Linked DNA regions of Homo sapiens: region 2 is linked to region 1. A link is an interaction called in ENCODE POLR2A ChIA-PET data of the cell type or tissue named here. Cell type or tissue: Panc1. All regions are shown on one strand. Each heading gives the region's core, and the rest is flanking DNA. Links, peaks and the distances in the headings are about the cores only. Region 1 overlaps DLGAP4 (DLG associated protein 4). Region 2 overlaps NDRG3 (NDRG family member 3).

Region 1 (16,381 bases), core at 4,873-12,872:
GACATGATCTTGACTCACTGTAGCCTCGCCTGCCGGGTTCAAGTGATTCCCCTGCCTCAGCCTCCTGAGTAGCTGGGATTACAGGCGCCTGCCACCATGCCTGGCTAATTTTTGTATTTTTAGTAGAGATGGGATTTTGCCATGTTGACCAGGCTGGTCTCGAACTCCTGACCTTGTGATCCGCCCGCCTCGGCCTCCCAAAGTGCTGGGATTACAGGCGTGAGCCACCAAGCCCGGCTCTCCATACAATCTCTTACCCAATTCCTGTCCAAGATTCTATGATACTAACACATCCATTACTGCCTTTGTACACCTCTGATCTTTATTTTCTGTTTGGATTATTTTTCTTTTATTTATATTTGCTGAATTTCAGTAAAGAGATTGTAGGCAGATTATTAACCAGCCCTTGCTCACAAATACAGTTAACTCAAATCAGAAAATTTTTAAAAATGCTTAGTTTTAAATATTTTATTTGTGACTTTTAGGTTTGGAATGAGTAAAATCAAAGCAGTTTGATAACTGCTGGGGCTCATTCTTCAGTGGGCCGCTCACTAGTCCATTTTTAACACTGTCTTAATGACCATCTTAACCTTTTTTTTGTTTGTTTTGAGACAGAGTCTCACTCTGTCGCCCAGGCTGGAGTGCAGTGGCGCAGTTTCGGCTCACTGCAACCTTCGCCTCCCGGGTTCAAGCAATTCTCGTGCCTCAGCCTCCCGAGTAGCTGGATTGCAGGCACGCGCCACCACACCTGGTTAATTTTTGTATTTTTAGTAGAGACAGGGTTTCACCATGTTGGCCAGGCTGGTCTCAAACTCCTGAGCTCAGGTGATCCACCTGCCTTGGCCTCCCAAAGTGCTGGGATTACACACGCGCCCGGCCCTTCTTAACCATTTTTAAGTGTGCAGTTCATTGGCACTAAGTACATTCCCATTGTTGTATAGCCATCATCACTATCCGTCTCTTTAACTCTTCATCTTCCCAAACTGAAACTCCGTGCCTATTAAACACTAACTCCCCATTACCCCCTTGCCTGGTCCCTGGCAACCACCTTTTTTTTTTTTTTTTTTTTTTTTTTGGAGACACAGTCTCGCTCTGTCTCCCAGGCTGGAGTGCAATGGCGCTCTCTTGGCTCACTGCAACCTCCACCTCCCAGGTTCAAGCAATTTTCCTCCCTCTGCCTCCCGAGTAGCTGGGCTTACAGGCATCTGCCACCATGCCCGGCTAATTTTTTATATTTTTAGTAGAAACAGGGTTTCACCATGTTGGTCAGGCTGGTCTCAAACTTCAGACCTCCGGTGATCCACCCGCCTCAGCCTCCCAAAGTGTTGGGATTACAGGCGTGAGCCACCGCACCTGGCCAGCAACCACCATTCTTTCTATGAATTCTATTACTCTAGGTATCTCATTCACTAGCCCAATTTTTTTTTTTTTTTTGGTTTTTTTTTTTTTTTTTTTGAGATGGAGTTTCGTTCTTGTTGCCCAGGCTGGAGTGCAATGGCACAATCTTGGCTCACCGCAACCTCCGCCTCCCAGGTTCAAGCAATCTCCCAAGTAGCTGGGATTACAGGCATGCACCACCATACCCGGCTAATTTTGTGTTTTTAATAGAGACTGGGTTTCTCCATTTTAGTCGGGGTGATCTCAAACTCCTGACCTCAGGTGATCCGCCTGCCTCAGCCTCCCAAAGTGCTGGGATTACAGGCGTGAGCTACCATGCCCAGCCCTCTCTGGCCCATTTTAAGGAGATATATTTGAAGGGCAGCTGAGGGGAATGCTCTGAATAATTAACTCTTATGGTAGTGATTAATTCTCCAAGTTTGTTTTTTTCTCTTTTTTCTTTTTTTTTTTTAAGACAGAGTCTCTGTCACCCAGCTTGGAGTGCAGTGGCACAATTTCGGCTCCCTGCAACCTCGCCTCCTAGGTCCAAGTGATTCTCCTGCCTCAGCCTCCCAGGTAGCTGGGATTACAGGCACCCGCCACCACGCCCGGCTAATTTTTGCATTTTCAGTAGAGAGGGGTTTCACCATGTTGGCCAGGCTGGTTTTGAACTCCTGACCTCAAGTGATCCACCCGCCTCTGCCTCCCAAAGTGCTGGGATTACAGGCATGAGCCACCATGCCCAGGCAATTCTCCAAGTTAATGCACAATGCACATCTAAGCTTATGTGTGGCCTTATCCTGGCAGAATTGCTAAGGGACTGATCATCTGGGAGAGCCTCCTCTGCAGAGGTAGCCTTGGTTCCAAAGCCCCTGGTGGCTTTGAGGAGCCTGGCCACTGCCCCCTATGGAGGCAGGATAATGGGATGAGGAAGGCTGTGGATCTGATCACAGGACCCAAGCATAATTCCTTCATTAGCTACTTGCTCTAGGATTTGGGCCAAGTCCCTCCACCTGCCTCAGCCTCAGCTTCCTCTTCTGGGAAATGGGACAATACTTTCCAACATATTTATGACTCAGAGTCAGTGAGACAGATGATGGACTTCCTTTGCAGTTTTGAGAATCCTAGCACAGTGTTTGGATGCAGTTAAATGCAAGGAAAATAGGACGCCTGATCCCAATTTGTAGAAGTAGTGGAGACCCAGAAATACAGGGACTTGCCCAAGGTCATACGGCACTTCACTGGTAAAATTGGGCTGAAACCCAGCTACCCTCCACAAGTTGCAGCTTTTTAAGGTTTCTTGTTGGTCAGTCTTTCGAAGGACAGTAGACTTGAAATAGATGTTTGCTTTTCCGTCTTACTGGATTTGAAACATTTCTCAAGAAGCTCCAGTGTTGATGGGCCTGTGAGGGAGGATAGAGGGTAAAGATTTGGGTAGGGAATAAAGACAATAATTCTGTGTCATAGGACTAGAGTCCTAAATGACTTTCATGGTGATCATCTTGTCCAGGGACAGCAAATATCTTGCACTGGGCAATTACCCCTCCTACTGGACCCATGGCAGACAGCATCAGCCACAGCACTCCCATTGACCCCTGGATACAGCGTGAGGAGTCTTCTCGACACAGGCAAAACCAATCAACCAGAAGTAGCATGCCCAGTGGAATCTGTGCCCTCCCTAATCTAGTGCAGTCCCCTGCTTTTACAGATGGGTGGCAGTCCTGGGAGGGGAAAGGACTATGAAGGGCAATTGATGTCACAGGTCTCTTTGTGAGAGCAGAAAAGAGTCTGGCAGGACAGTTCGAAGCCTTCGGAAGTATGTTTGCAAAAACATCAGGGCAGAGCAGCTCCCAGGGGGTAGATGTTATCAAGGTAAAGTCTGTTTTCTCCAGATGTTTCTTGGGATGCTGCCTGGCCTCGGGATGTTTATGAGAGTGTACTGTAGTCAGATTCCACCAACCAGAGCAGGAGGACAAACTTGGCTATCTACAGCAGCTTCTAAGCTTTGTAGGAATGTATGTGTCAGTCTTGCCGAAGCAAGCTTGTATTTTTACTACTTGTGAGGCTGGATCCTGTGAAGGTTGCATTCTGGAAGTTGAAACCTGTAGGGTTTGTACTCACTTAGCAGATAGAACATGACTCACTGTGTGATCCCGAACAGAGCCTTCAACCTCTCTGAGCCTCCTTTTTCCTTAGTAGCACAGGGGTGATGATGAAAACATCTCCTTGAGGGGATCAAATGTAAGATGCAGAGGTTAGGACCTCAGATGGTGATTGGGCTACTGCAATAACCACCAATTCCTGAGCAGGTGAAAAACATCTGGCAACTGTGATTATTAGCCACTAATGTTCAGCCACTCCTCAGTGTGGCTGACCCTGTGCCATTGTTGGGGCAGAGTTCTATGGACAGGATGGGGTGGTTGGTGACCTTCTGATTGGTAGATGTTCTTTCAAAGACATCTTCCCAGATGTTACCATGTTGTGCTTTCAGAGGTAGTTGAGAGGAACGTTGAGTGGGGCGGGCTCTGTGGGCATGAGGGGACATATAGTCAAGACTTGTTCCAGCATCACTGTCATCTGCTTGCCAAGTTGTCTCTTACTCTTCTCTACTTAGAGTCTTCAAAGTCTTCTAGGATGAGGGCTCTGCCAGCCTGTGTCATTTTTAGGGTGAAATGAGAGGGTGGGGTTCTGCCTCCTAAGTGTCAACAGGCATTCACCTGGGTACCTCTTTTGAGCCAGGATTGGAGGTCACAGGGATGCCACCCTGCCTTCAGGAGGCTCAGGGTCTAAAGGAGGAAGCAGAAAAGTAAAGAGGTTTGTAAAAATAGTGTGGTGGGCAAGGGCCTGTGGTGTGCCTGAATGTGGGATGTTGTTCAGTGAGTGAGCCAGGGCAGGGGCCTGGGAAGACTGTTAGGGAAGGCTTTTTGGCAGGAGTGATGCTGGAACTGATACCTAAAGGAGGAGGCAGAATCAGTGAGGAAGAGGGTGTTCAGGCAGCACAGAGGCCTGGAAGCTGAGCATGGTGTGTTGGCATGAAGGGGGTGATGGAGAGTTAGAGGGGTGATTGACAAGGCAGAGAGGCCAGTGGTCCCTACACTAAAATGTTAGAATGGTGCTGCTACAGTGCGGTGTCGAGGGGCTGGATGGTTGGGGGTGCTGGGCAGGGCAATGAATCTTCCCGAACTTAGTCCTTGGACAGGATGAGACCCCTCATTTCTGCCCCAGGCCAGAAATCCTCAGCTTCTGGCATGCAGAGTCCATGGAGGGCCTGGGATTGGGCAGCAGCTCCGTGGGCCCTTTGCTCAGGAGATGTTTAGGCTCCTCAGGCAATTGTAATGACAGTTCCTCACCTGCCAAGCCCTTTCCCACCTGTCTTGGGAAACTCACAGCAGTCCTAGGGCAATAGACAGGGCAAGCCGCATTATTCTCATTTTATAGATGGGAGAAATTCAGACCCAGGAGCTTAAGTCATACACTGAATGAAGGCTGATTCCAGGGATTCCTAACCTACTGGCAGTTTCTGTCATAGCAGGTATTTTGAAGGGGGCAGGGTAGCAAGTATCAGCTGATCTCCTATTCTGAGGATGGATTTATCATCTCAGATGGGAGCTCTTATGCAGCTAGACTTCCCAGACGAAGGTGTTTTACTTCCAGACTTTGCTGTCTGAAGCCCTGGTGTTAGTCCTCACAAGATTTCCCGTGTGGCTAGGCTGTGTGAACATTCTCATTTTGTATTTCGCTGTTTGTTGATAACAATTCTCCGGAGGTAGGGGGGTAAAAAAGACCAGTGGCTCACGCCTGTAATCCCAGCACTTGGAAGACCAGGGTGAGATGATGGCTTGAGCCCAGGAGTTTGAGATCAGTCTGGGCAACATAGTGAGACCCTGTCTCTACAAAAAATTAAAATTAAAAAAATTAGTCAGGAGCAGTGGTACATGTCTGTAGTCCTAGCTACTCGGGAGGCTGACGTGGGAGGATCACTTGAGCCCAGGAAGTTGAAGCTACAGTGAACTATGATCACACCCTGTACTCCAGCCTAGGTGACAGAGTGAAACCCTGTCTCTAAACAAAAAGTTGGCTGGGCACGGTAACTCAACGCCTGTAATCCCAGCACTTCAGGAGGCCTAGGTGGAAAAATTGCTTAAGCCCAGGAGTTCTAGTACAGCATGGGCAACATAGTGAGACCTCATCTCTACAAAAACTAAAAAAATTAGCCAGGCATGGTGGTGCACCCCTGTGGTTCCAGTTACTTGGGAGGCTGAGGTGAGAGGATTGCTTGAGCCCGGGCTATCAAGGCTGCAGTGAGCTGTGATCATACCACTGCACTCCAGCCTGGATGACAGTGAGACTGTCTCAAAAAAAAAATGTTGAACTATGAATGTCATGCACACAAAGATGATGTGTGGTATCACGTCCAGAACTGGATGTAAAGTAGAAGGGCAAAGAGCGTCTCAGGCCCGGTAGGAATCTTAAAAGTCACACCCATGGGGACTTCAGTTTCCTCCCTGGCATCCATCCTGCCTGTGTCTAGCCTGGCTGGCCATTTTCTAGGTCCTTCTTCCATCTTTGGCCAGCTCTGCTTCTTAGAAAGCTCCTCTTTATAATTAGTCAAAATTTACTTCCATTAACAATCCCCACCTTCCTTTTCCCCTCTGATTGTAGTGTGACCCTCTGGGGCTACATGTGTATTTGACAGTCTTTTAGGTATTTGAGGACAGTAGCCATGCCCTTTTAAATTGTCTCTCTTCTCCAGGGTGACCATCCTAGCCTCTCCAAGCCATCCCTCACTTTACGCTAAGCACAACTTTTGGTGCATATGTGTCACACGCCCCGTTTGTGACAAGTCCGTCCCAGACACACTAATCACTTGTTGAATCAGTCCTGGGCTTTCTCATGCAACTCCATATGGCTGCCACAGTGCCCAGTCAGTGGAGGAGGCTTTTCATTGTCATCTCCACATTTCTATGGGTTTCTTGAGGACAAGGACTACTCATTCTGGGTCCCTAGTGGCTGGCACTGTGCATGGCTTTCCCTCTGTAAATAAGCATTTGCTGGAATGGGGTGGAGTTGAGACTTCTCCCTGTGTGGATCACCTTCTGTCTTCAGGTTCCAGTTTGACGATATCCCTTGCCTGGAATTACCTATGATACCCTCAGTATTATCCAGAGTTCAGTGGGGACTGCGCCCTCTCTGGTCCTGTGACTTTCCTGTAACAGTGCATCCTCAGTGTCTGTGGTCAGCTGACGTCACTAAGCCATTTTTCCACATATGCCGCTTTTCTTGTGTAATTGTCTTACTTGGGTTCCCAAACTCAGGGTCTTAATATAAGCTCTGAGGGAAAAAAAATCCCTCTGTTTTTCTGTGTCTCTGTCCCCCGGGTGTGCCTGGCACAGAGACAGGCAGCATTACCTCTGCTGACCTGAAGTGAACTCACGGTTTTCCCCATTCAGTCCTGCACTATTCGTCTCATCCCAACTCTAGGCTGCCGAGGGATCTTGGCTCCTACTCCTGTCACCTGATATGCCACCTGCCACTCCAGGCCCAGTGAATGAGCTTGTTAACACTGCCTTTCTATTCTGGGATTCGCTTGGTCATTCAGAATGGTGAAAGAGGCCAGCAATCGAGGTGCACAGGGCCTGGCAGCGTCTGGCTTTGCACACTGGACACACAGCCTATGACAGTTGGTGAAAGCCGGGCTTTTGTGACCTATCGCCAGGGTTTGAAGTCAGCCCTCCATTGACATCAGCCCTCCAGAAGTGAGGGTAGTTTTTTTGAGGCTCTTTCCAAGTAATACTTCCCAGGCTGGGCTCTGGGATCTTAGGGCTTTGGAAAGGTAGCAGCAAAGCTCGTATGATACAGCCAGTATTTGAAAAGCCACATTTTGCATTCTCTACCCTCAGTCCTTCACCAGACCAAGCGGGCTGCACATGTCAAGTTTTTGCACTGGGCTGGAGCCGAGGCAGCTTTGTAACTGGGCGGTTTCTCCTGCTTACTAGCACCTGCTTCTCGTGGGTTGTTTTTTTGTTTTTGTTTTTGTTTTTTTGAGACAGGGTCTAACTCTGTTGTCCAGGCTGGAGTGCAGTGGCATGATCTTGGTTCACTACAACCTCTGTCTCCCGGGTTCAAGTGATCCCCACACCTCAGCCTCCTGAGTAGCTGGGATTACTGGCATGAGATACCATGCCCGGCTAATTTTTGTATTTTTAGTAGAGACAGGGTTTCACCATGTTGGCCAGGCTGGTCTCAAACTCCTGACCTCAAGTGATCCCCCTGCCTCAGCCTCCCAAATCGCTGAGATTACAGGCATGAGCCACCATGCCCGGCCAAATGGTTATAGCTTTGATAAACAACAAGATCGTGATTTAGTAACAGTAGCTTGGGCGCTACCATCTCTTTAAAGCTTGGATTCCTAGGGATGATGGTAATAAGGTGTCCAGGGTGGGCTGGGGCAGGGACCACTGAGCAGAGCTCTTGGCAGAGCAGACTCTGCAGGTGGGTCTCTGAGGATAAATAAAATGATGTTTGTGGCAGATTCCAATACATAATGGGTGAGGAGTGGATGGTTCCTGACAGGCTGCTTACTGGATATGGCTGCAGTGGTAGTAGAAATGGTTTTTCAGAAACTACATGCTATTTGGACATACTATTTGGAGGTCAGTGGTCAGGGGCTAGAGGAGGCAGAGCTCAGCTACGGGAGGATGCCTCCCTGAATGCCCGGAACTGGTGTTCTCCAGGCTGGGGGGAAACCAGGAACATTCCCACACTCATAGCCCCAGGCAAGGGTCCCTGCTCTGCTGCCAGATCCTCAGCTCATGCATTTGCCTTCCTGGTCCTTTTTTATGTGTACTATGAGAGAGTGAATTAGTCTGGTAGGTCTCAGAATAACATGTGGGAATTCTGTACAGAGAAAAAAGGGGAAATGGGGCTGTTCTGAGGGACCTGGGGTGGGGTGAGAGTCCAAAGAGCCTTCCTCAGGCCCCCTTGGGAATCCCCAGAACCAGACTCAGCCACGCTGGAGAAGTCCTAAGTGGCTGGGAACCCATGTGAGTGGTTCCGGTGTTCCTGGTGAGAGAGTCAGAGCATGTGGGGCCATGTGTCTGGAAGCAGGACCTGAAGGAGGACAGTGGACAGGCAGCATGGGCACCTTAGCCATGTGCTGGGGTTCTGCACCAGCGGTCACCAGGCCCCTGTCCTCATGGTCAGCAGAGCCAGAGCTGCCACCCTCTAACCCACTCAGGAAATAGTCAAACCCTGCCTGAAGACCCCAGGAATAAAGGGCCCATTTAGGCCCTTTTAGGCCCTGACTGGGGAACTGGCCTGGCCAGGATCTCAGCCAGGCTCTGGCAGGTGGCACCTAACTCCCAGCCCTGGAGGCCGTGGCTAAAGAGCAGCTAAATGCACTGGCTCTGGGAGGAAAGCCTGGGCTCAAATTCTGGCTTTTCCACTTCCTGTCTGTGTAATCCTGGGCTACTCACTTCTCTGAGCCTCAGGGGTTTTTTGTTTGTTTATTTTTTCTCCTTGAAATCAGAATGGTAGGCCTGGTGAAGAGTTGGTGAGCCGATATAGTTAAAGTGCTTCATGCTAGGCCAGTTCATGTCCAGCCCTCTGTCAGTGGGAGATGTCATGGACAGCCAGCAGACAGCTTCCCACCCACTGAGGACCTGCCGCCCTGGACTGTGGGTGTGCCTAGAAGCATCGCTTAACCTCTTCTCTGACTCCTGTGACCCCAACATGTCAGGAAAAAAGCCCCTCATACCCTTGACCCCAACTGGGGAGTGAGCAGCTCTCCTAAGGAGCAGCTGGGGTGGGGTGGAGGCATTGCTCTGGCAACTGAGCAGGTCCCTCTCAGGCCTCTGCTCCAGGCCCCTGAAGGAGGGTGGCTGTCTGCACTGTGGATACAGCTCTCCTGCCACCTGTGTCCTGGTGCCAAGAGCCTGAAACCAGACCTGGCCTTCCGGCCAAAAGGGACTTTCTCTGCTTTCACCCAGCCGGAACTGAGACACCACTAGAAGTTCCTCCTGGCTGCCTCCACCTCAAGGTTCCCACCAGGCTCCTGCCTTTCCGAGAGGAGGCTCTGATGGACAGTCTTCCTGGGGAGCAAGGGAGGGGGCTGGAGCCCTAGAAGGAACAAGGAGGTCTGGGGCAGCTGCTGCGGCAGTGATAGACTCGTGTGCCATGGGCCACTGCCGCTGCACGTGCACCTGCATTGTATTTCTTAAAATTATAAATTAACACCATTTGAAAATTCAGAGGAGTTTTTTTGCCAATTGATTTTTTTTCCACTGACTGTTCCTCAAATGATTCTTCTATTGATATATAATAGATATACATATTTTCAGGGTAGATGTGATATTTTAATATATCCATATAATATGTAATGATCAAATAAGAGTAATTAGGATATCCATCACCTTAAACATTTTTCTATGTGCTGGGAATATTCAAATTATTTTCTTTGGCCGGGCGAGGTGGCTCGCGCCAGTAATCCCAGCACTTTTGGAGGCCAAGTCCAGAGGGTTGCTTGAGCCCAGGAGTTTGAGACCAGCTTGGGCAACAAAGACCCCATCTCTACAAAAAATTAAAAATGAGCCAGGCATGATGGAGCATGCCTGTGGCCCCAGCTACTTGGGAGACTGAGGTGGGAGGATCATTTGAGCCCAGAGGTCAAGGCTGCAGTGAGCCATGACAGAGTGAGACCCTGTCCCAAAAAAAAAAAAAAAAAACTGCTAGCTAATTTGAAATGTATATTTTAAAATCCAGATTTCTGGTACATTTGGCAGCTCTGACAACGCTGGGCCCAGGTTTCCAACATGGCAGCTGTGAGCCAGAAAGGGTTGATGCCCTGTGCACATTTGAACTGTGACCCCCGTTCAGGGACAACCCACTTAGTTTACAGCTGTGGAAACTAAGGCCCAGAAGGGACTCAGGCCCTGTGCAGAGTACACAGCCCACCATGGCCAGCATTGATTTTAGATCCTGGCAGCCTGGCCTTGCAGAGCAGAGCTTTCTGCGCTGCCACTCATAAGAGTAAAAAGCCTCTTCTCCCATCTGTAAAGTATCAGTGATAATTACCACTCCTCCCAGAGCTGTGTCAGGATAAAGTAGCACCTGGCCCAGGCCTCCGTAATGATTCTTTTAAATCTGTACAAATGCTACACCTTGCCTGGAAAGTGTTGCTGGAAGCACCACATGCTTTCTCTGCCACTTTTCAGAAATGATTATTTTTCACACACTTTCCATTGCTCCGTGCCGAGGGTTTGTTGCACTCTCATTCCCACAGCTTCATTGCCCAGCTTCAAGCAGATTTGCTCAAGGCTCTACCTCCCACCAGACTGTGCTCCTGTGTGTGGTGGGGCGTGATCTGAAGGGAGTTCAAAGCCCTGGCCCTGGGGATTAGATCCAAACTAAAAGACCAGGAATAAATCATTCTGCTTCCATGTGCCTCTGTTTACCCAGTTGTCAAATAGGGGTTTGTTCATTCGTTCAGTAAATATTTACTGAGCCCAACCATGTATTGAGCCTGGTACTGAGAAAGCACCATGATTATATAAGATACTCAAGGTCCCCACCATCAGGGACCTGTATCAGATACTCAGGTTCCCTATCTGGTAGAGGAGAGAGACCAAAGACATGTGAGCTAATAAATGACCAGTGCTTGAATGAAACAAGCAGAGTCCTTAAAGAATAATAGCTTTAGACTGGATGGTCAGGGAGGCCCTCACTGAAGACATGCTACTTGAGCTGGACCTAAAATCATGATGAGAAGGAGCAGACATGCCAACATGAGGGTGAAGTTAGTTTCAGACAGGGCATGGCAGGTCCAAAGGCCCCACGTGGGAACATGCTTGGAGCATTTGAGGAATAGCAAAAGGCTGGTGTGGCTGGAATGGAATTAGGGAGGGGAGGGTGGGCCAGTTCCTATTGTAGGCTAAGGTAAGCAATGTGGATTTTATTCTGTATGGAATGGGGAGCCTTTTTTTTGAGATGAAATTTTGCTTCAGTTGCACAGGCTGGAGTGTAGTGGCGCAATCTCGGCTCACTGCAACCTCCACCTCCCAGGTTCAAGTGATTCTCCTGTTTCAGCCCCCTGAGTAGCTGGGATTACAGGCCTGCGCCACCACACCCGGCCAATTTTTTGTATTTTTAGTAGAGGCGGGGTTTCACCATGTTGGCCAGGCTGGTCTCAAACTCCTGACCTCAGGTGATCCGCCCGCGTCAGCCTCCCATAGTGCTGAGATAACAGGTGTGAGCCACCTCACCCGGCCTGGAATGGGGAGCCTTTGAAAAGCTTCAGAAAAGGGGAGAAGCAATCCAGTTTGAGCTTTTAAAAACTGTCAGGGTTCCAAGAGTGATTGTGGGTAAGATGGGCCATAGAGAAAACAGGGACGCAAAAGACCAGGCCTGCTGGGGTGGAGAGACGCTGGTCTCTGTTAGCTGTGCTTTTGCGGTAGAGAGGTGAGGCTCTGCAGATGGAGGAGGGTGGAAGGAGGAGATGGGAATTTCCATGCTTCTGGAGTGTATAACTGAGTGTTCAGGGCCCCCTCTCTGGGAGAGCAAGGCTGATGTGAAGGAGGAGAGGATTCAGATTCATTCTGGACACACTCAACTTGAATGGCCTTGGCACTCCCTGGCACAGCTGCCTAGTGCACTGGGACTCTTGAGATAGTAGGTGATACTCCCTCCTAACTGCTTTCAGTGCCTGTGCACTGTAAAATTATCTGCCCATGGGCCAGTCTGGAGGGACTTCATGAGAAATGGGATGCTATGGGCAGGAAGAAGGTGCCTCTGTTCCCATTGCTGCTTAGAGCAGCCCCAGGAAGCTGAGGATCCTGAGAGGAGGCAGCCTTCCTTGGATCTCCTTTCCTCAATCCCTATCCTCCCTCCACGAGCTAAGGTACCTAAGTTACATTTTGCCAAACTGTGCCCCACTCAGCATCTGTCCTCCCATGCCTTGGACTGTCCCGCCCTGCTCCTTTGCTCACAGAGGGTCCCTTCACCAGAAAGCTCTGTATTTCCTTGCCACTAAGCGACTCTCACCACCCATCTAGACGCAGGCAACCTTAGTGTCTTCCAGAAAGGCCCCCAGATTGCCTCCCAGAAGGCAATCACTTTCTCCTTAATCCAGAAACCATGGTAACAAAATTGGCATGGGCCCACCCCAAGATCAAAAAATACCTCATGCCTGTCAGCTCCTTGGCTCCTACCCGGAGCACATTGAGTATCACATCCTATTTTTATGGGTAAAACAACTGCCATGTAAAAGGCAGTTAGTGCGCCGGGCGTGGTGGCTCATGCCTGTAATCCCAGCACTTTGGGAGGCTGAGGCGGGTGGATCACGAGGTTGGGAGTTTGAGACCAGCCTGGCCAACATGGTGAAACCCCGTCTCTACTAAAAATACAAAAATTAGCCGGGCATGGTGGCGCGCGCCTATAATCCCAGCTACTCAGGAGGCTGAGGCAGGAGAATCGCTTGAACCCGGGAGGCAGAGGTTGCAGTAAGCCAAGATTGCTCCACTGCACTCCAGCCTGGGCAACAGAGTGAGACTCTGTCTCAAAAAAAAAAAAAAAAAAGCAGTTAGTGCAGCAGAGGGGCCATCGAGTAGTGGTCAGCCTTCAGGCACCCTGGTTTCAGGCCGCGGCCTCAGCACTGCCTAGCTGGGAGGTGAGTGCAGGCAAATCTCCACCTCTCTGTAACATGGGGCATTTACATTTGGGAAATAGGAACCTCCTTCATACTGGTTTTGAGGATTCAGTCAGCTAAAGGATAGCTAAAGTAGATTCTCATTCACTGTAGTTATGTTCACAGAGTCATAGTGAATGCTAAACCATTGCTCTTCTGGGCAGTATAGGGTCACTGCAAGCCTGTGGTCATAATGTTTCTACCAACCAACCAATCAATCCATAACCTTGTTTTATGTGTGTCTCTGTTGAAAGATTTTTTTTTTTTTTTGAGACAGGGTCTCTTGTTGCCCAGGCTAGAGTGTGCAGTGGTGCAATCTTGGCTCACTGCACCCTCTGCCTCCCAGGTTCAAGTGATTCTCCCACCTCAGCCTCCCAAATAGCTGGGACTACAGGCATCCACCACCACACCCAGCTAATTTTTGTATTTTCAGTAGAGACGGGGTTTTGCTATGTTGGCCAGGCTGGTCTCCTGACCTCAAGTGATCTGCCCGCCTCAGCCTCCCAAAGTGCTGGGATTACAGGCGTGAGCCACTGTGCCCAGCTGAAAGATTCTTTACTTAATATACTATTGATTCATTAACATTGAACTCATGGCCAGCAGCACTATGACTCATGCATGGATGAAGCGTACCTAACACTTTTCTCCATAAGGGACATCACAGCCTTCTTGCACTGAGAACACTGGGCAGTGCTTCAGCATTATGTAGGTGCCATTTTAAACAGTGAAGTCACCAACAGAAAGCCCACAAATGGGAAAAGTATAGCACTAAATAGACCTGCGAAAGGACACTTGTTTACAGTATGAGAGCTGCAGTGAGAAGGTGGAGTGTCACCTTGTTCCACCTCAGCTGGGGTTGTGTGTAGCGGGCACATGTCTGCGAGCCCCTTAAGTGTTGGTTTTGCAAGTAAATTCAAGTGAGTAGGTGATTTTGCACATATAGAATTAGTAAGTAGGATCAGCTGTATATGAAGTACCTGCTCAGGCCTGGCCATGGTTAGCACTCAGTAAGGTCAGCTGTTAGCATCAGAATCATTACCGAAGGGAGTGCATCATAGCTTCTGTACCAGGCTCCAAGGACAGAGCTAGCTCCCTGAGCTTTATGGCTTTGTCTTCATCAGCCTGACACCTTTTTAACTTCTTGGCTTCTGTGGATGTTTGGGTCCGAGGTAGATGCAGATCCTTGAGGCCCTGAATGCCCCCACTGAAGGGTTTGTTTGTTCCAAGTCTACAAACCATTGAATGGTTTCAGGTTGTGGTGCCACTGAATAGTTTCAAACAGTGACATGATTGGATTCCTCAAATGGCTGGGGTGGAAGAGGGACAAGAGGTCGGAAGGCCAGGGGGCATCTGTGGTAGTCTCAGGGAGGCTGGCTCCAGATCACGGGGAGAAGGTAAGGATGGGAGGGGCCTGGCTGTGAAGGGCAGAGGAGGATCCCCAGAAGGACTTGGGAGGATGCTGCCGTGAGAGGGGCTGCCAGTCCCTCTTGCTGGAGTTTGAAAGTAAAGTTTGATGTTGCTAATTCTTCTTTTTTTTTTTTTTTTTTTTTTTGATGGAGTCTTGCTCTGTCACCCAGGCTGGAGTGCAGTGGCGCAATCCTGGCTCACTGCAACCTTTGCCTCCCGGGTTCAAGCAATTCTCTTGCCTCAGCCTCCCTAGTAGCTGGAATTACAGGTCTACACCACCACACCCGGCTATTTTTTGTATTTTTAGTAGAGATGGGTTACCCTGTGTTGGCCAGGCTGGTCTCGAACTCCTGACCTCAGATGATCCACCCACCTCGGCCTCTCAAAACGTTGGAATTACAGGTGTGAGCCTCCGCGCCCGGCCAGTGTTGCTATTTCTTAAGGCACAGTGAGGGAGGTGGCTCTCCGACTGAAACAGTGGGAAAGGAGAGGGTCACATGGACTGTCAACAGAGAAGTGGCTTTGAGAAGGCAATGTGTCCCTGATCCTGACCTAGCTGCTTGGAATTCTCTTCCCAGCTGCTTCTGCCTTGGGAGAAAGAAGCAGAGGAAAGGAGGGAAGGATTTGAGGCTGGGTGGGTGGGAGTCTTTGAGCTGTTTTTATCATAGCATACAGATGAGTTGCCCAATTTAGCTGTGTGGTTTGACAAGTTACTTGCTGGCTGGGAGAGGGAGTGGGATCTTAACCAGCCCTCAGCCCTTCCACTAATGAGCCTTTTCCCTAGCTTGGCAGTACCAGCAAAGGGAGTTAAGGGAGTCTGCCTTTCTCTGGGGTCAGCTTCATCCATTCATGGGGGCCTTGAGCCCGGCCCCACTGTCTTTGCTGTAAAGCCTGAGCCATGGCTTCCAGGTTGTCTGTGGCCCCAGGGCACCTGTTCCTCTTGAGGAGTGTAGACCGCCTCTCCTTTGCCCCCTCAGGCACCTGGGAGCCAGCAGGCATGAGGCCCGTGTTAGGCCTCAGGACCAAGTTCAGCCTGGCCTCCAAGACACATGCAGGGGGCTAGCTTCTTGAGGTTGCTGTGTCCTCCGCATCCCTCGGGAAATGGAGTCACAGCCACTCCTGAGTATTTGAAGCTCTGTTTGGCCAGCTTATAACCTTTACAATAAAAAACAAAATGCAGGCCGGGCACGGTGGCTCACGCCTGTAATCCCAGCACTTTGGGAGGCCAAGGTGGGCGGATCACGAGGTCAAGAGTTCAAGACCAGCCTGACCAACATGGTGAAACCCCATCTCTACTAAAAAAAAAAAAAAAAAAAAATACAAAAATTAGCCAGGCATGGTGGTGCATGCCTGTAATCCCAGCTACTCAGGAGGCTGAGGCCTGGGAAGTGGAGGATGCAGTGAGCCAAGATCGCACCACTGCACTCCAGCCTGGGCGACAGAACAAGACTCTGTCTCAAAAAAAAAAAAAATGCAGAAACAAATTCATTCTGACCTGATAAATACAGTTTGGAGGATAAAATCTTGGGGTAGAAGACAGAAATAATGAGATAAAGGAAGCTTCTCTAGAAGAAGCAAGGACTTAGGTGCTGCGAGGTAGGGAGGCTGGGCTAGATACCTGGGGCTGGGAGCAGGCTGCACGGAGGATGCATCGCACAACTGGCTTGTGTCTGGGCTGTGGCATGAGGGACCTGCATGGCTGAGAGGGGGTCAGGAGAAGCAAGCATGCAGCCCATGGGGATGGGTGGTTTCACGTGCTGTGGTTTAGGGGCTGGCAGGAAGCATGGAGAACAGGGGAAGGGGGCTCCAGCAGAAACCCATGCATGTGTAAAGGCTTGGATGCACGGAGGTGTGCCGTGTTTGGGAATGGTGCACTGTGCATTTGGTTCTCTGAAGCTGGAAGGGGTATGCTGAGGG
Region 2 (16,381 bases), core at 4,518-12,517, 240 kb after region 1:
GGCTGGTCTCGAACTCCCGACCTCAGGTGATCCGCCTGCCTTGGCTTCCCAAAGTGCTGGGATTACAGGCATGAGCCACCGCGCCAGGCCCAGCAAATTGTTTTCAAGTAGAAATCTGTTCAAACTGATAATCCAGGGATAAGAATGAAAATCCTATATCTGTGTGTGTGTGTGTGTGTGTGTGTATATATATATATATATATATATATATATATATATATATATATATATATTATATTTAAGTATCTATAGCAATCATTACCTTCAAAATATACTAAGAAACAGACTTCATAAAGAAATTTATAAAGAGGTTGGATACTTGGATAAAACTATCTACAATCAGATAATCCTCTGCAGATTGCTGAAAAAGTACAATTTCCACTCTAAAAATCCCATGGGCACTCTGCTAAGGTGTGGCTAAGATGTGGATCTCTTGCCTCCTGTAACTGGTTGAGGGTCATCTGGTCTGTAACGGTGGCATCACTACCTGCTTCGGAACCCATTTCTTGCTGCAGTCCCGTCTAGAGCACTTCTGACAACAGATGTAACCATCATGTCTTAGTACATTAAGGGACACCCACTCTAGTCCACACTAGATGTAGCACTTCATGAATATTCTTTGATGAAAATGTCAATAAATCTATTTTTAATTACAGCTGTTTCTTCTTTTCTCTCTCTCCCCCTAGGTTTTTTTTTTTTTTAAACAACCTTGGAGCTGGGTGCGGTAGCTCATGCCTATAATACCAGCACTTTGGGAGGCCGAGGCAGGAGGATTGCTTGAGCTCAGGAGTTTGAGATCAGCGTGGGCAACAAAGTGAGACCTCTTCTCTACAAATAACTTAAAAATTGGCCAGGCATGGTGGGCACACCTGTGGTCCCAACTACTTGGGAGGCTAAGGTAGCCTCCCAAGTAGGTGGGAATTGCTTGAACCCAGGTGGTAGAGACTGCAGCAAGCCATGGCCATGCCACTGTACTCTAACCTGGATGACAGAGACCCTGTCTCAAATAAAAAAAAGATCCTGGGGCCAGGCACAGTGGCTCACGCCTGTAATCCCAGCACTTTGGGAGGCCGAGATGGGTGGATGGCTTGAGCCCCAGAGTTTCAACATGGCAAAGCTCCGTCTCTAAAAAAATACAAAACGTAGCCAGGCATGGTGGCAAGAGCTACTCAGGAGGCTGAGGCAGGAGAATCACTTGAGCCCAGGAGGCTGCAATAAGCCATGATTGTGCCACTGGACTCCAGCCTGGGCAACAGAGCAAGCCCTTGGCATAAACGCTTTGGCTGTCTCTGTTGTCCTGGAGGTTACAAAATGTTGTTCCCAGGGTTCTCCCTCCTCTAGTTCTAACACCCTCCTCCCTCCTCTGCTTACATGTTGTGATTAGTAGAAAAGGAAAACTTAAACTGCAGTAAGATTTACCTCACTTTCAGGTGGGTGCGGTGGCTCATGCCTGTAATCCCAGCACTTTGGGAGGCCGAGGCGGACGGATCACTTGAAGTCAGGAGTTCAAGACCAGCCTGGCCAACATGGCAAAACCCCATCTCTACTAAAAATACAAAAACTAGCTGAACATGGTGGCAGGTACCTATAATCCCAGCTACTTGGGAGGCTGAGGCAGAAGAATCACTTGAACCTGGGAGGCAGAGGTTGCAGTGAGCCGAGATCATGCCACTGCACTCCAGCCTGGGCAACAGAGCGAGACTCCATCTCAAAAAAAAAAAAAAAAAGATTTACCTCACTTTCTACTGTAACAACCAAAACAAAGTATATAACTTTTTTCTGTTCTCTCTACTAAACATTTATTCCCCTTTCTGCTATTTCCTCAATTCTTCAGAAGCCAAGTGTGGCCTTCTACTTGTTTTCTCAAGCCTCACCTTTGGCTTTCACAGGGTTCAGTAGTATCTGAACCTAGTAGGTAGAGGAAGGCAGGGAAAATGAGGCAAAACAGTCTACTCTCCTGTTTATTACAAGGTCTTTTGGGTGAGGAGCCTGGAACAACCAGGTACAAGAGGCAGTAGATGGTGGGAAGAACCCTAGACCCCCAGGTCCAGGTCAAAGTCAAAAGATGTAGGTTCTAGCCTGGCTTCACCAACTTAACAGACACTAGCTCTGAACAAATCAGATAACCTCTCAGTGTCATCTGTAAAATAGAGTTAAAATATCTTCAACTATTTACAAGAGACTGGAAGATTAAAATAAGATATTATTGGTGAAAGTGCTCTGAAAATAGTTAAATGCTATTTTAAAAATCATTTCATATGCCCATGCAATTTCTGTCCCGCAAAACAAAGTACTGGTGGTTGCTTCTTTTCATCACTAGAGCCAAAACAAGTATGACAAAATTATCCACTTCTTGACAATTCTGAGCCGTAGACAAAATTACAGGCATACTAAAATAAAATGGGAAAAGTACCAACAAATGACAAGAGACAACATAAGCCTTGCTCAAAGCTATATTGAGAATGCCTCCTTACAAGTCATCTCAGGACAAATTTCACGGTAAAAGGTTGGTTCTAGTCTTCCTTTAGCTTCCTGAAGCCTGGAGGATGCAGCAATGTCTTCAGTATATTTATGAGAATAATGGACAGAAGGATAAGGTGAAATACTACACATTTTTAGGCTTCTCCTTAAAGAGACAGGGTAAGCCACAAAGGTGATGCCAAAACATCTATAGGATTAACACAGTGGAAACAGCTCAGGTTTTAAGAGTAGGAAAGACTTTGGTTTCTGTCTGGCTTTGCCACTTCTTTACTGGGCAAACCAGCCTTTCATTCGGATTTTTAATCTGTGAAGTAGGAATAATACTATCTATCTCAAAGGGATATTCTGAGAGAGAGAATGTATGTAAAGCACTTGGCACATAAGAGATAATAAATCATAGCAGGACAGGCAAAAACAACAACAACAAAACCCTCAAGCCATCTACTTCTATGCAAATCTGAAGGCTTTTCCTCTATACCAGTGGTTCTTAACCAAGGAAATTTTGCCTCCCAGGGACATCTGGCAATGTCTGGAGACATTTTTGGTTGTCACCACTGGGGAGTGCTATTAGCATCTAGTGGGTAGAGGCCAAAGATGCTGCTAAACATTCTACAATGCACAGAGCAGTGTTCCACAACAAACAATTATCCAACCCAAAACATCGACAGTGAGAAATCCTGCCATACAGCAGGCATTCTTTGATACTCAATAGGAGTAAGCTACTTCACCTTTCCTAGCCTTCGTTTACTCACTGGCAATGTGGGAATACATTTATCTGTGCTCCTTCCTCATCAAGCTATTGGGAGGTTCAAATGAAGTAATGGATGAGAGGCATTATTATCATTATACCTTTTACTATATACACAAAACCATCCACTTGCTGCGCAAAGACAGAAGCATTCACATACTGGGGAGGGGGAGAGGGAGGCTAACGGGGTGGAAGTCTTTGTTTGGAGGTGCCATGATCTAAAGAGGGCCTCTTGCCTATCTACCTGCTTGGCGAGAGCCAAGAGAGTTCTCATGAATAGTGATGGCACAGGAGCACTTACGTCTCAGGGAGAGAAAGGAGTAAGGTGGAATGTGGGAAGTGGGTAGGAACAGCATAGGCCTATCAAAGAGGAGCAGATAGATGTTAGGAAGTGAGACACTGCTTTGTGTCTTAGTCTACTCGGGCTGTCATAACAAAATAACATAGACTTGATGGCTTAAAACAACAGAAATTTATTTTCTCACAGTTCTGAAGGCTGCAAAGTTCAAGATTAAGGTTCTAGAAGGGTTCAGTTTCTCATGATTAATCTCTTCCTGGTTTGTGGACAGCTGCCTTCTTGCTGTGTCCCCATATGGCAGGGGAAGGGAGAGAGAAAGAGAGCCTCTTTCTCTATTTATTTATTTTCTGAGACAGGGTCTCACTCTGTTGCCCAGGCTGGAGTGCAGTGGCACAATCACAGCTCACTGCAGCCTCAACCTCCCAGGCTCAAGTGATCCTCGCAGCTCAGCCTCCCAAGTAGCTGGGACTACAGGCATCTGCCACCACACCTGGATCATTTTTTTAATTTTTTGGTAGACAGGATCTCCCTTTGTTGCCCAGGCTGGTCTTGAACTTCTGGCTTCAGGTGATCCTCCAGCATCAGCCTCCCAAAGTGCTTGGATTATAGGTGTGAGCCAGGTTATAGGTGTGTGCCTGGCTCAGATTTTATTTCCTTCCTCCTCTCCTAGGCACAACATTTTTGGCACAGCCCTTCACATACACACATACACAAATGGTACTTAAAGGAGAGAGTTTTCTGGAAATATGAGGGGATGCAGCAGGAGAAACCAAATGGAGGTTAAAAAAGCGTGCAGTGGCCGGGCGTGGAAGTTCACGCCTGTAATCCCAGCACTTTTGGAGGCCGAGGCGGGTGGATCAAGAGGTCAAGAGATCGAGACCATCCTGGCCAACATGGTGAAACCCCATCTCTAGTCAAAATACAAAAATTAGCTGGGCATGGTGTTGCACACCTGTAGTCCCAGCTACTTGGGAGGCTGAAGCAGGAGAATCGCTTGAACCCGGGAGGCAGAGGTTGCAGTGAGCCAAGATCACGCCACTGCACTCGAGCCTGGTGACAGAGCAAGACTCCGTTTCAAAAAAAAAAAAAAAAAAAGCCTGCAGCTTGCCAAGGGAGAGAGAAGTCTGGTGAAAGATAAAAGAAGGGGTGGGAGTGGGAATGGAGAGGTCACAGGGATGAAAATAGGGGTGGCAGGATTCAAAAGCAAATTAGTAAGCACAAAATAAGTCAGCAGCTCCAGAGGCTGCAGGTGAAGGGCCTTGCCTTGGGCAGATAAAAAGTAATAAGCAACAGATCATCCCCTGGTGTCACCCGCACACCCCCCCTCCCCGCCCCTCCGCCCATCCATCTTTATCCTCACACTCCGTCAACACTCCCTCAGGAAAGGATGGCATGGCCTCACTCACACAAAGCTACAAGAGTATTTCAAGAGGGGACAATGACAATACACCAAAAGAATAGAGTGGAAAAGAAGGAATTTCAAGCAGCTGGGCATGGTGGCTCATGCCTGTAATCCCAGCACTTTAGGAGGCCAAGGCAGGTAGATCACAAGGTCAGGAGTTCGAGACCAGCCTGACCAACATGGTGAAACCCTGTCTCTACTAAAAATACAAAAATTAGCCAGGTGCACGCCTGTAATCCCAGCCACTCCGGAGGCTGAGGCAGAAGAATCACTTGAAACCGGGAGGCGGAGCTTGCAGTGAGCCGAGATTGTACCACTGCACTCCAGCCTGGGTGACAGAGTGAGACTCCGTCTCAAAAAAAAAAAAAGAAGGAATTTCAGGCACATTTACCGAACAATAAGGAACAAGAGAGAAAACAAAACTTCTTTTCTTTTTTTTGAGCCAGAGTTTTGCTCTGTCGCCCAGGCTGGAGTGCAGTGGCATGATCTCGGCTCACTGCATCCTCTGCCTTCCGGGTTCAAGTGATTCTCCTGCCTCAGCCTCCTGAGTAGCTGGGACTACAGGCCTGCACCACCACGCCCAGCTAATTTTTGTATTTTTAGTAGAGATGGAATTTCACCATGTTGGCGAGGCTGATCTCAAACTCCTGACCTCAAGTGATCCGTCAGCCTTGGCCTCCCAAAGTGCTGGGATTACAGGCATAAGCCACTGCACCTGGCCAAAACCTTTCTTTTGGTAAATCATATCACACCAGTGTCTAGTGGTCATCAACTGTGGTCTCATCTGCTCCTTGTGTAGTTCTCTGACACTAACATAAAAATGTGGTATATTACTGACATCCAGTCCTCCCTGATGTCATATTGACAGAAAGACCACATCATAGACTTGGCAAACTTCAGGGAGAACACTGCAGCCTACGCACATCACCAGCCATGGATGGTAAATTTTCCTTATTGAAACTGAAAGTCAAGACACTTGGATTCTGAGTCAAACTCCACCCTCATACTTCTTTTTTCTTTTCTTTTTTTTTTTTTTTGAGACAGAGTCTCACTGAGTCACCCAGACTGGGGTGCAGTGGCGCAGTCTTGGCTCACTGCAACCTCCACTCCACCTCCTGGGTTCTAGCAATTCTCCTGCCTCAGCCTCCCGAGTAGCTGGGATTACAGGTGTGTGCCACCACACCTAGCTAATTTTTCTATTTATAGTAGAGACAAGGTTTCACCTTGTTGTCCAGGCTGGTCTCAAACTCCTGACCTCAAGTGATCCACCTGCCTTGGCCTCCCAAAGTGCTGGGATTACAGGTGTGAGCCACTGCGCCCAGCCCCACCCTCATGCTTTCTGCTTAACATTGCCACATTATTTTTTCCCTTAGCATCTCTATCTGTAAAATACAAAAATCTCAAAGATAACGTGATTGAACGTGGCTCATGGAAACAAAAGTAGGAAGAAATAAAAGGGGGGAAACATCAAAAAGATGCTTAAGAAATAGATTTTTTGGCCTGGCACAGTGGCTCACACCTGTAATCCCAGTACTTTGGGAGGCCATGGCGGGAGGATCACGAGGTCAGGAGATCGAGACCATCCTGGCCAACATGATGAAACCCTGTCTCTACTAAAAATACAAAAATTAGCTGGGCGTGATGACACGTGCCTGTAATCTCAGCTACTTGGGAGGCTGAGGCAAGAGAATTGCTTGAACCAGGGAGTCAGAGGTTGCAGTGAGCCGAGATTGCACCACCGCACTCCAGCCTGGCAACAGAGTGAGACACCGTCTCAAAAAAAAAAAGAAATAGATTTTTAAAGTATTCCTTTCATTGAAAGTCAAGCTAAATATGTTTTAAGTTACTATTTAGATGATACAGAAAATGAAATACTATCAGAAGAAAAGGCTTGTCCATATTTTAGTGAAAACAGAAAAGTCTTTACCTTATCATTTAGAAGTGGTTTGATCTCTGTGAGCTGAACATCCTGAAGTTCATCCATGAGGTCAGATAACGAGAGTAGAGGAATCTCAAGAATAAATCAGTAACTCTGAAACAGAAAAGAAAGAAGTGAAGAAAAAGGCTTAAGCCAGAAGTTGGAAACATAATAGTCACAGTACACCCATTCATTCAAATATGAGACTTACTCTGTGCCATGCCCTGCTCAGGGTGCTAAAGACACATAGTTACGGCAGATAGACACTAACCTGGTCTATAGGATTCTTGCCTCCTGGTATTCACATCCTTGCCTAATACCCCCAGTGAGTGTGCGCAGGGCCTGTGGCTTGCTTTTAACCATTAGAATACGGCAAAAGTGATGGAATGTACATGAGTGACTTTGCATGATTACATTATATAATATTTTCACATCTGTCTTGCTGAGGGACACTCTCCCCTGCTAGGTCTGAAGAGGCAAGCTGATGTGCTGTGAGAGGGCCACGTAACAAGTAACTGAGAGCAGCCTCCAGCAGAAAGACAGCAAGAAACTGAGACCTTCAGTTCAACAATCTGCAAGGAACTGAATGCTGCCAACAACAGGAGCCTGGAAGCAGATCCTTCCCCAGCTGAGTGTCAGAGAAGAAGCTGACCGACACCTTGATCGCCATGTTGCAGAGGACCTACACAGCCCACACCAGACTCCTGAACCACAGAAACTGAGAGACAATGAATATGTGTTGTTTTAGGCTACTACATTTGCGGTAATATTTTTATGCAGCAACAGATTAATACAATTAATACAATAGTCTTTGCTCTCATGGAGCACACGTTTTAGTTACTGAAGACGGATAAAGAAACAACATACTCAAAACTATGCTTGGAACAGACTGGAAGACGGATTAAGCGGGGACAAAAATTGAAGATTATTACTGCAGGATGAGGACTTGAATTAGGAATGGCAGTGGGAATGAAAGAGGAGGGAACCAAGGCTAAGCTTACTAATCCTCATTTGGGGAATCACAGCAGTGGGTGAAAGGTATGGTAGTCAGCTCCAAGATGGCCTTCAACGAGCCCAGTGATCCCTGACTCCTGATATTCATTCACACATATGTATAATCGCCCACCCAAATAAATCAGGGATGGCTCGTGTAACTAATAGAATATGGAGGAAGCAACAATATGTGACTTCTGAAGCTGCATCATAAAACGCATTACACTTTGTGCTTCAAGACACTATAAACTACTAGTTCTAGGGGAAGCTAGCTGCCAAATCATCAGGACACTCAAACAGCCCTCTGGCGAGGCCCATGTGGAGAGGAACCAACTTGCCAGCACCAACCTGCTAGCCATGTGTGTGAGTTACCTTGCAAATGAATCCTCCAGCCCCAGTCAAGAGTTCGGATAGCTACAGCCCCAGGGACACCTGACTGCAACCACATGAGAGACTCTAAGTCAGAACCACCCTACCAAGCCTGCTCCCAAGTTTCTGACCCACAGAAACCATGAGAGATAATAATTTTGTTTTAGAGTGATCTATAGCAATAGAGAACTAATACATAGGGAGAGCAGAATGGGGAGCTCAGAGAGAGGAGACAAGTTGGAGAGAGGTAGGCAGGGTAATGAACTACAAATTCTTCTTCTATCTCACCATGCAAGAAGCCATGGGGATAGGCTGCAAATACTCAATATTGCAGGAAAGTGATTCCCACCTAGACTTCAAAGCTTCAGGCATCATCCTTTTTGTCTTGGCCCTAAACCTATCAAGTCAGGAAAAATGTTAATTCAGAGTTGGGGATTTACATTTAACAACCATTTATTGAGTACCCATTGCACTATGGAAGATACAAAAAGGGTCCCTGCCTCTAAAGAGTAGAGATGATGTTGATCTACAAATTGATAAATAAAAAGAAGGGCCATAGGAATTCAAAGGAGAAGCAATTATGTCTGATTGGTGGAAATCAAGAAAGCCTTCAAAAGATATTAGTCTAGTGTGTGTGTGTGTGTGTGTGTGTGTGTGTGTGTGTGTGTCTGGTGTTTTTGTTTTTTTTTTTTTGAGACCTAGTCTTGCTCTGTCACCCAGGCTGGAGTGCAGTGGCACAATCGTGGTTCACTGGAACCTCCGCCTCCTGGGCTCAAGCGATTCTCGTGCCTCAGTCTCCCGAGAAGCTGGGACTATGGGCACCTGCTACCATGCCCAGCTAATTTTTGTATTTTTAGTAGAGACAGGGTTTCACCATGTTAGCCCGGCTGGTCTTGAACTCCTGCCTTCAAGTGATCCACACACCTCAGCCTCCCAAAGTGTTAGGATCACAGGCGTGAGCCACTGCGCCCGGCCTAGTGTACTATATTAATCCACTTTTCTGTTTACCTTCTAGAGATAGAATGACATGATTTTGATTTAATTACCTATGGAGAGGGTATGTGTTCCAGGCTACCTTTTAGCTATTATTTGCCAACACACTGAAATAAATCCTGCTCCCAGCTATGCCTATGTTAGAACAGACTAACAAAAAAGCCCTCTTATCATTTATTCAAGGGACTCAGAGGATGTCTATTGAGAACACTCCTCAGGCTATGAACCCCACATGCTAACTGTGAATATTCCAAAAGTGTGAACCACCTAGAGACCACAAATTTGATGATGTTTAACCTCCCTATAGGACAGTGGTTCTTTTGTCAGATCGCAGGCACCCATATACTTGATTGAGCTACTTAATGCCCAGAAGTTGAATCTTTTTTTGTTTTTATACCAGTCACATTTCAAAAGGGGGTGAGGTGGCTTGACTCTTAAACAGTGAGTTTCAGCCAGCATCTACATTCTCTTTTTCACAGTCCCCACTTAACTCTTAAAATATTGGCCTAACTGGAATCTACTCCATGTTTGTTTATTAATAACACTACAAACTGTGGCTACTTTTTATTTGAACTTTACTATTTATCAGTTATTTTAAATGGCAATTTAAAAGCGTTTTCCGGCCGGGCCCGGTGGCTCGCACCTGTAATCCCAGCACTTTGGGAGGCGGAGATGGATGGATCACCTGAGGTCAGGAGTTCGAGACCAGCCTGGTCAACATGGTGAAACCCCATTTCTACTAAAAGTACAAAGATTAGCTGGGTGTGGTGGCACACGCCTGTAATTCCAGCTACTCCAGCAGGCTGAGGCACGAGAATCATTTGAACCCAGGAGGCGGAGGTTGCAGTGAGCCAAGATCTGTCAACTGTACTCCAGCCTGGGCAACAGAACAAGACTCTGTCTCAAAAATTTAAAAACAAAACAAAACAAAACCAGCTTTTTCCCTTTTATAAAAGCAATATGTGCTCACTTTAGAAAATATGAAAATCGGCCGGGCGCAGTGGCTCACGCCTGTAATCCCAGCACTTTGGGAGGCCGAGGCAGGTGGATCATTTGAGGTCAGGTGTTCAAGACCAGCCTGGCCAACATGGAGAAACCCCATCTCTACTAAAAATAAAAAAAATTAGACAGGTGTGGTGGTGCACGCCTGTAATCCCAGCTACTCAGGAGGCTGAGGCAGGAGAATTGCTTGATCCTTGGAGGTGGAGGTTGCAGTAAGCTGAGATTGCGCCACCGCACTCCAGCCTGGGCGACAGAGTGAGACCCTGTCTCAAAAAACAGAAAAGAAGAAAATATGGAAATTGGCCGGGAATGGTGGCTCACGCCTGTAATCCCAGCACGCTGGGAGGCCAAGGTGGGTGGATCACCTGAGGTTCGAGACCAGTCTGGACAACATGGTGAAACCCTGTCTCTACTAACAATACAAAAATTAGCTGGGTGTGGTGGCAAGCTCTGTAATCTCAGCTACTCGGGAGGCTGAGGCAGGAGAATCGCTTGAGCCTGGGAGGCAGAAGTTGCAGTGAGCTGAGATCGCACCACTGCACTCCAGCCTGGGTGACAGAATGAGACTCCGTCTAAAAAAAAAAAAAAAAAAGAAAAAAAAGAAAATACAGAAATCACAGAATAATGAACAGATAATTTACTCATTGTCCTTCCACCTAAAGAAAACCATTTTAGCCTATTTCCACTTGTTTTTCTTTTTCCCACTTAAATGGTGATTTCCTGAAATTGTTTTTTCAACTCACCCACTTTATCCCTACTTTAATTCACTCACTGGAAAGCAATGCACTTCAAGATGGGAATTATTCAAATATGACTCCACATGGGTGGGCCTGTCAAAGGGTCAGAGAGAGGCCTAAGGTGCCCTCAAGTCCAAAGTGACTGGCATTCACCTAGTGTTCCTTTTTTTTTTTTTTTTTTTTGAGATGGGGTCTTACTCTTTCACCTAGGCTGGAGTGCAGTGGCACAATCATGGCTCTCAACCTCCCAGCCTCAAGCAATCCTCCCACCCCAGCCTCTCACACAGCTGAGACAATGGGCATGTGCCACCATGCCTTGCTAACTTAAAAAACATTTTTTTTAGAGACAGGAGTTTCACTATGTTGTCCAGACTACTCTTGAACTCCTAGACTCAAGCAATCCCCCTGCCTTGGCTTCCCAAAGTGCGGGATTACAGGTGTGAGCCACCATACCCATCCCTAAGTATTTTTTTAAAGATGAAGAAAAATGCAATTTTTACACCAACAAACACTTAAACAAAGACACAAATTAAATGAGAAGGCTGTCCCTATCAGCTAGGCCCAATGCAGGCTCAGGCGACAATGTTGTGCAGGACAGTAAGCTGCTCCAGGGTGACTCAGGATTTGGCAACTTGGCAGTAGACATTCACCTTCCACTATTAGGGGATCTAATGCATTCTTCTGGAGACTCCATTTTTGCTCCGCTTTCAATGTCTCAAGCCCTTGCCAATGAGCAGTTTTATAACATATACAAGAAAACTAAGATTCTGGTGGAAAACTCCATCTCCAGATCCCTCAGCTGCACAGACGGGCTCCCTCCTGGGGATCCAAGGCCTGCAGTTCCGGCATCTGTACAAATGGTATGGCTGCCAGATCCCATACAGGTACTAAAAGCTATTAATATTTTCAAAAGGCAAGTAGGGATTTTATAAATTGCAGTCAATAATTTTTGCCTGTTTCCTAGTCATATGAGTAGGAGGGAGGATTGATAAGGAAAAACTAGCCATCTTCAAATTAAGGAAATGAATCTGATACCAAATGGCTAGAAAGGGAAAGGAGAAAAGGTGGCTACCTACTCTGTCAGGAATTATAATCTCGGCACCTTATGTTTAATCCTCATAACAATCCTCTCTGGTAGATATCTTTCTTTCTTTTTTTTTTTTTTTTCCTGAGACAAGAGTCTTGCTCTGTTGCCCAGGCTGGAGCACAGTGGGGCGATCTTGGCTCACTGCAACTTCCGCCTCCCAGGTTCAAGTGATTCTCCTGCCTCAGCCTCCCAAGTAGCTGGGACTATAGGCGCATGCCTCCATGCCCAGCTAATTTTTGTATTTTTCAGTAAAGACAGGGCTTCCCTGTTAGCAAGGCTGGTCTCAAACTCCTGCCCTCAAGTAATCTGCCAGCTTCAGTCTCCCAAAGTGCTGGGATTACAAGTGTGAGCCACCCCGCCCAGCCTAGATATCTTTATTTTTTTCTCTGAGACAGAGTTTTACTCATCACATAGGCTGGAGTGCAGTGGCACGATCTCAGCTCACTGCAACCTCCGCCTCTTGGGTTCAAGCGATTCTCCTGCCTCAGCCTCCCGAGTAGCTGGGATTACAGGCATCTGCCACCAGGACCGGCTAATTTTTATATTTTTAGTAGAGACGGGGTTTCACCATGTTGGCCAGGCTGGTCTCGAACTCTTGACCTCAGGTAATCCGCCTGCTTTGGCCTCCCAAAGTGGTGGGATTACCAGCATGAGCCACCGCACCCAGCCTTTCTTTCTTTCTTTTTTCTTTTCTTTTCTTTTTTTTTTTTGAGACGGAGTCTCGCTCTGTCGCCCAGGCTGGAGTGCAGTGGCACATCTCAGCTCACTGCAAGCTCCGCCTCCTGGGTTCACGCCATTCTCCTGCCTCAGCCTCCTGAGTAGCTGGGACTACAGGCGCCCGCCACCACGCCCGGCTAATTTTTTGTATTTTTAGTAGAGACGGAGTTTCACCGTGTTAGCCAGGATGGTCTCGATCTCCTGACCTCGTGATCTGCCCTCCTCAGCCTCCCAAAGTGCTGGGATTACAGGCATGAGCCACCGTGCCCGGCCTATTTCTTTATAGATGAGAAATTTAGGCTCAGAGAAGTTAAGTAACTTCTAAAATCCCCACATCTAAGTAATAAAGAGCCAGGAGCGGTAGCATGCAACTATAGTGTCAGCTACTTGAAAGGCTAATGCAGGAGGATTGCTTCAGCCCAAGAGTTTGAGTCCAGCCTGGGCAACACAGCAAGACCCTGCCTCTAAATAAGTGAATAATAGGGAAAGGATTTTTTTTTTTTTGAGATGGAGTCTCGCTGTGTCGCCCAGGGTGGAGTGCAGTGGCACGATCTCGGCTCACTGCAAACTCCGCCTCCCAAGTTCACGCCATTCTCCTGCCTCAGCCTCCCGAGTAGCTGGGACTACAGGCACCTGCCACAACGCCCGGCTAATTTTTTTGTATTTTTAGTAGAGACGGGGTTTCACTGTTAACCAGGATGGTCTCGATCTCCTGACCTCGTGATCTACCTGCCTCAGCCTCCCAAAGTGCTGGGATTACAGGCGTGAGCCACTGCGCCCAGCCAGGGAAAGGATTTTAAAACCTTTGCTTTTCCCATTACAGGTTGAGCATCCCAAATTAAAAAATCTGAAATCCAAAATGCTCCAATGGATGCCTGGAAGAAGTGACAAAGGACAGATGGATAGACAGATGGATAGATAGATGGATGGATGGGTGGATGGATACATGGACACATACATACATAAACAAACTCCAGTGGGCATCTCCCTTGAACATCAAGTCTGTGCTCAAAAAGATTGGGGTTTTGGAGCATTTCAGATTTCACATTTTCAGATTTGGGATGCTTAAACGCTAGTAAGTATAATGCATATTGCAAAATCAGAAAAAATCCAAAATCTGAAACACATCTGGTTCAAGGCATTTTGGTTTTTTTGTTTTTTTGGGGGGGAGGTTTTGAGACAGAGTCTCACTCTGTCGCCCAGGCTGGAGTGCAGTGGCTCAATCGCGGCTCACTGCAACCTCCGCCTCCTGGGCTCAAGCGATTCTCCTGCCTCCATCTCCCAAGTAGCTGGGACTATAGGTGCCACCATGCCCAGCTAAGTTTTGTATTTTTAGTAGAGACAAGGTTTCACCATGTTGGCCAGGCTGGTCTCGAACTCCTGACCTCAGGTGATCCGCCGACCTCAGCCTCCCAAAGCGCTGGGATTACAGGTGTAAGCCACTGCTTCCAGGCTGTTCAAGGCATTTTGGATAAGGGATACTCAACTCATATACCATAATGTCTGTGCCAGGCCCCATCTACTGATTGTAGGACCCTGAGCAAGTTTTTTCCTCTTTACCCAGCCTGTGGCACCTCCTTGAGGTAAGAGAAGGCTAAAGCAATCCTATACATACCAACGACTCAGACACCTTAGAAATGAAGCTCTGAGTCATCACACCAGGACAAGAGCCCTCACTATCTCAGTAGTTATAACGCTAAGGGCATAGAGGATGTGGAATGAGTAGAGAAAAGAGAAATGAAGTTCCAGCTATTACTTGGCAAACAGTTTCAGAGGCAAGGGCTATTTCTTGCTTGTTAGAACAGCAAGCCTCAAAATCTATCACCTGGGAATCTTGTTTAGGATCTCAGATATGATCAGTTTTAAGTGATGAGAGTCTAACATGTGACCTCATCACTGAGGAGAGATGGAGATAATCTGAGGTGAGGAGATGAACTGAAAGCCTTCATTATTATTAGCAACAATCTTTTTTTTTTTTGAGACAGAGTTTGGCTCTGTCACCCAGGCTAGAGTGCAGTGGCACAATCTCGGCTACCTGCAACCTCTGTCTTCCAGGCTCAAGCCATTCTCTTACCTCACCCTTCCAAGTAGCTGGGACCACAGGCACACGCAACCACGCCTGGCTAATTTTTGTACGTTTTGTAGTGTCAGGGTTGCACTTTGTTGCCCAGGCTGGTCTCTAACTCCTGAGCTCAAGCGATCCACCCACGTCAGCCTCCCAAAGTGCTAGAATTACAGGCATGAGCCACCATGCCCAGCCAATTAGCAACAATCTTCAATAGAGATCAGTGAGGATGGGGTAAAGGAAGACTCCATTAATTTGATTTCGTCCTGCCTTCTTCCAAAATTTCAGTAAACTAGATGGAACTTTTATTTTTTATTTTTAAATGTTTTAGGGGCCGGGCACGGTGGCTCACGCCTGTAATCCCAGCACTTTAGGAGGCCAAGGCGGGCAGATCACCTGAGGTCAGGAGTTTGAGACCAGCCTGGCCAACGTGGTGAAACCTAGTGTCTACCAAAAATACAAAAATTAGCCGGGCATGATAGCACGTGCCTGTAATCCCAGCTACTCGGGAGGCAGAAGCAGGAGACGCGCTTGAACCTGGGAGGCAGAGGTTGCAGTGAGGTGAGATTGTGCCACTGCACTCCAGCCCGGGCGACAGAGCGAGACTCTGTCTCCAAAAAAAAAAAAAAATTGTTTTTTTGGAGACAGGGTCTTGCTTTGTCACTCGGCTGGAGTGCAGTGGCACCATCTTAGCTCACTGTAACCTTGAATTCCAATGGTCAAGCAATCCTCCCGCCTCAGCCTCCCAAAGAGCTAAGGACTACAGACATATACCACTATGCCTGGCTAATTTTTGTTTTTTGGTAGAAACAGGTCTTACTATGTTGCCCAGGCTAAGATGCGATTTTTTAAAGACTCAGCAGGTCCAATCAACTAAAATGTGAACATACTGGAGAAACAAAATAGTTTGCAGAAACCTCGCTGAAAGGTAACAAGGGTCTGTCAGGCTCCTGAAATTACGAAATGTGAAAAAAATAAAAAAAAAGGAGGGGGAGCTCTGGGATATAAAGTTGGTAAAAATAGCACAAGGTTGGCCAGGGCACAGTGGCTCATGCCTATAATCCTAGCACTGTGGGAGGCCGAGATGGGAGAATTATTTGAGGCCAGGAGTTCGAGACCAGCCTGGCCAATATGGTAGAACCCCGTCACTATTAACCAAACAAAAATTAGCCAGGCGTGGTGGTAATTCCAGCTACTTGGGAGGCTGAGGCATGAGAATCACTTAAAACTGGGAGGAGGAGGTTGGAGTGAGCCAAGATCGCGCCACTGCACTCCAGCCTGGGCAACAGAGGGAGATGCTGTCTCGAAAAAAAAAAAAAAAGAAAGAAAGAAAAAAAGTAGAACAAGGTCAGAGAAGAGTTAGATTTTGCCAAAGTTTTCAGTTGGGGAGATAAAAGAATTATGGAACAATGAATGGAAATTAGTGAGCTGAGAAAAAGTAACAGAGAAACTGATTTGTTAAAAAGAAAATCAATTTCAGTCAGGAATCCAAGAGAGACCTGAGCACAGGTGGGAGTGAGAATGAGTGAGGTAAGCCTCCAAACGACCACCAAACCAGAGATAAGGAGGTC

What was found. Peaks named below come from ENCODE experiments on the same cell type or tissue, not always from the same donor. Only the 100,000 strongest peaks of a DNase experiment are listed, where the experiment ranks them.
Region 2: POLR2A ChIA-PET joins it to region 1 with 12 read pairs; 3 of 35 experiments call an interaction of 5 or more read pairs at or near these places.

Annotation. Positions count from the first base shown.
Region 1 is chr20:36,475,270-36,491,650 of GRCh38, forward strand. All of the region lies in intron 7 of DLGAP4 (DLG associated protein 4), which reads left to right. Among named protein-coding and RNA genes, the nearest start is that of MYL9, 58 kb to the right of the region's middle. In Panc1, for the core only: no CTCF peak of the experiment used is centred there; no DNase peak of the experiment used is centred there; H3K27ac peaks cover 1,820 bases.
Region 2 is chr20:36,714,823-36,731,203 of GRCh38, forward strand. NDRG3 (NDRG family member 3) reads right to left here. Exons shown (of 16, transcript NM_032013.4): 2 at 6,857-6,961. The coding sequence starts at 6,913. Among named protein-coding and RNA genes, the nearest start is that of NDRG3, 23 kb to the right of the region's middle. In Panc1, for the core only: no CTCF peak of the experiment used is centred there; no DNase peak of the experiment used is centred there.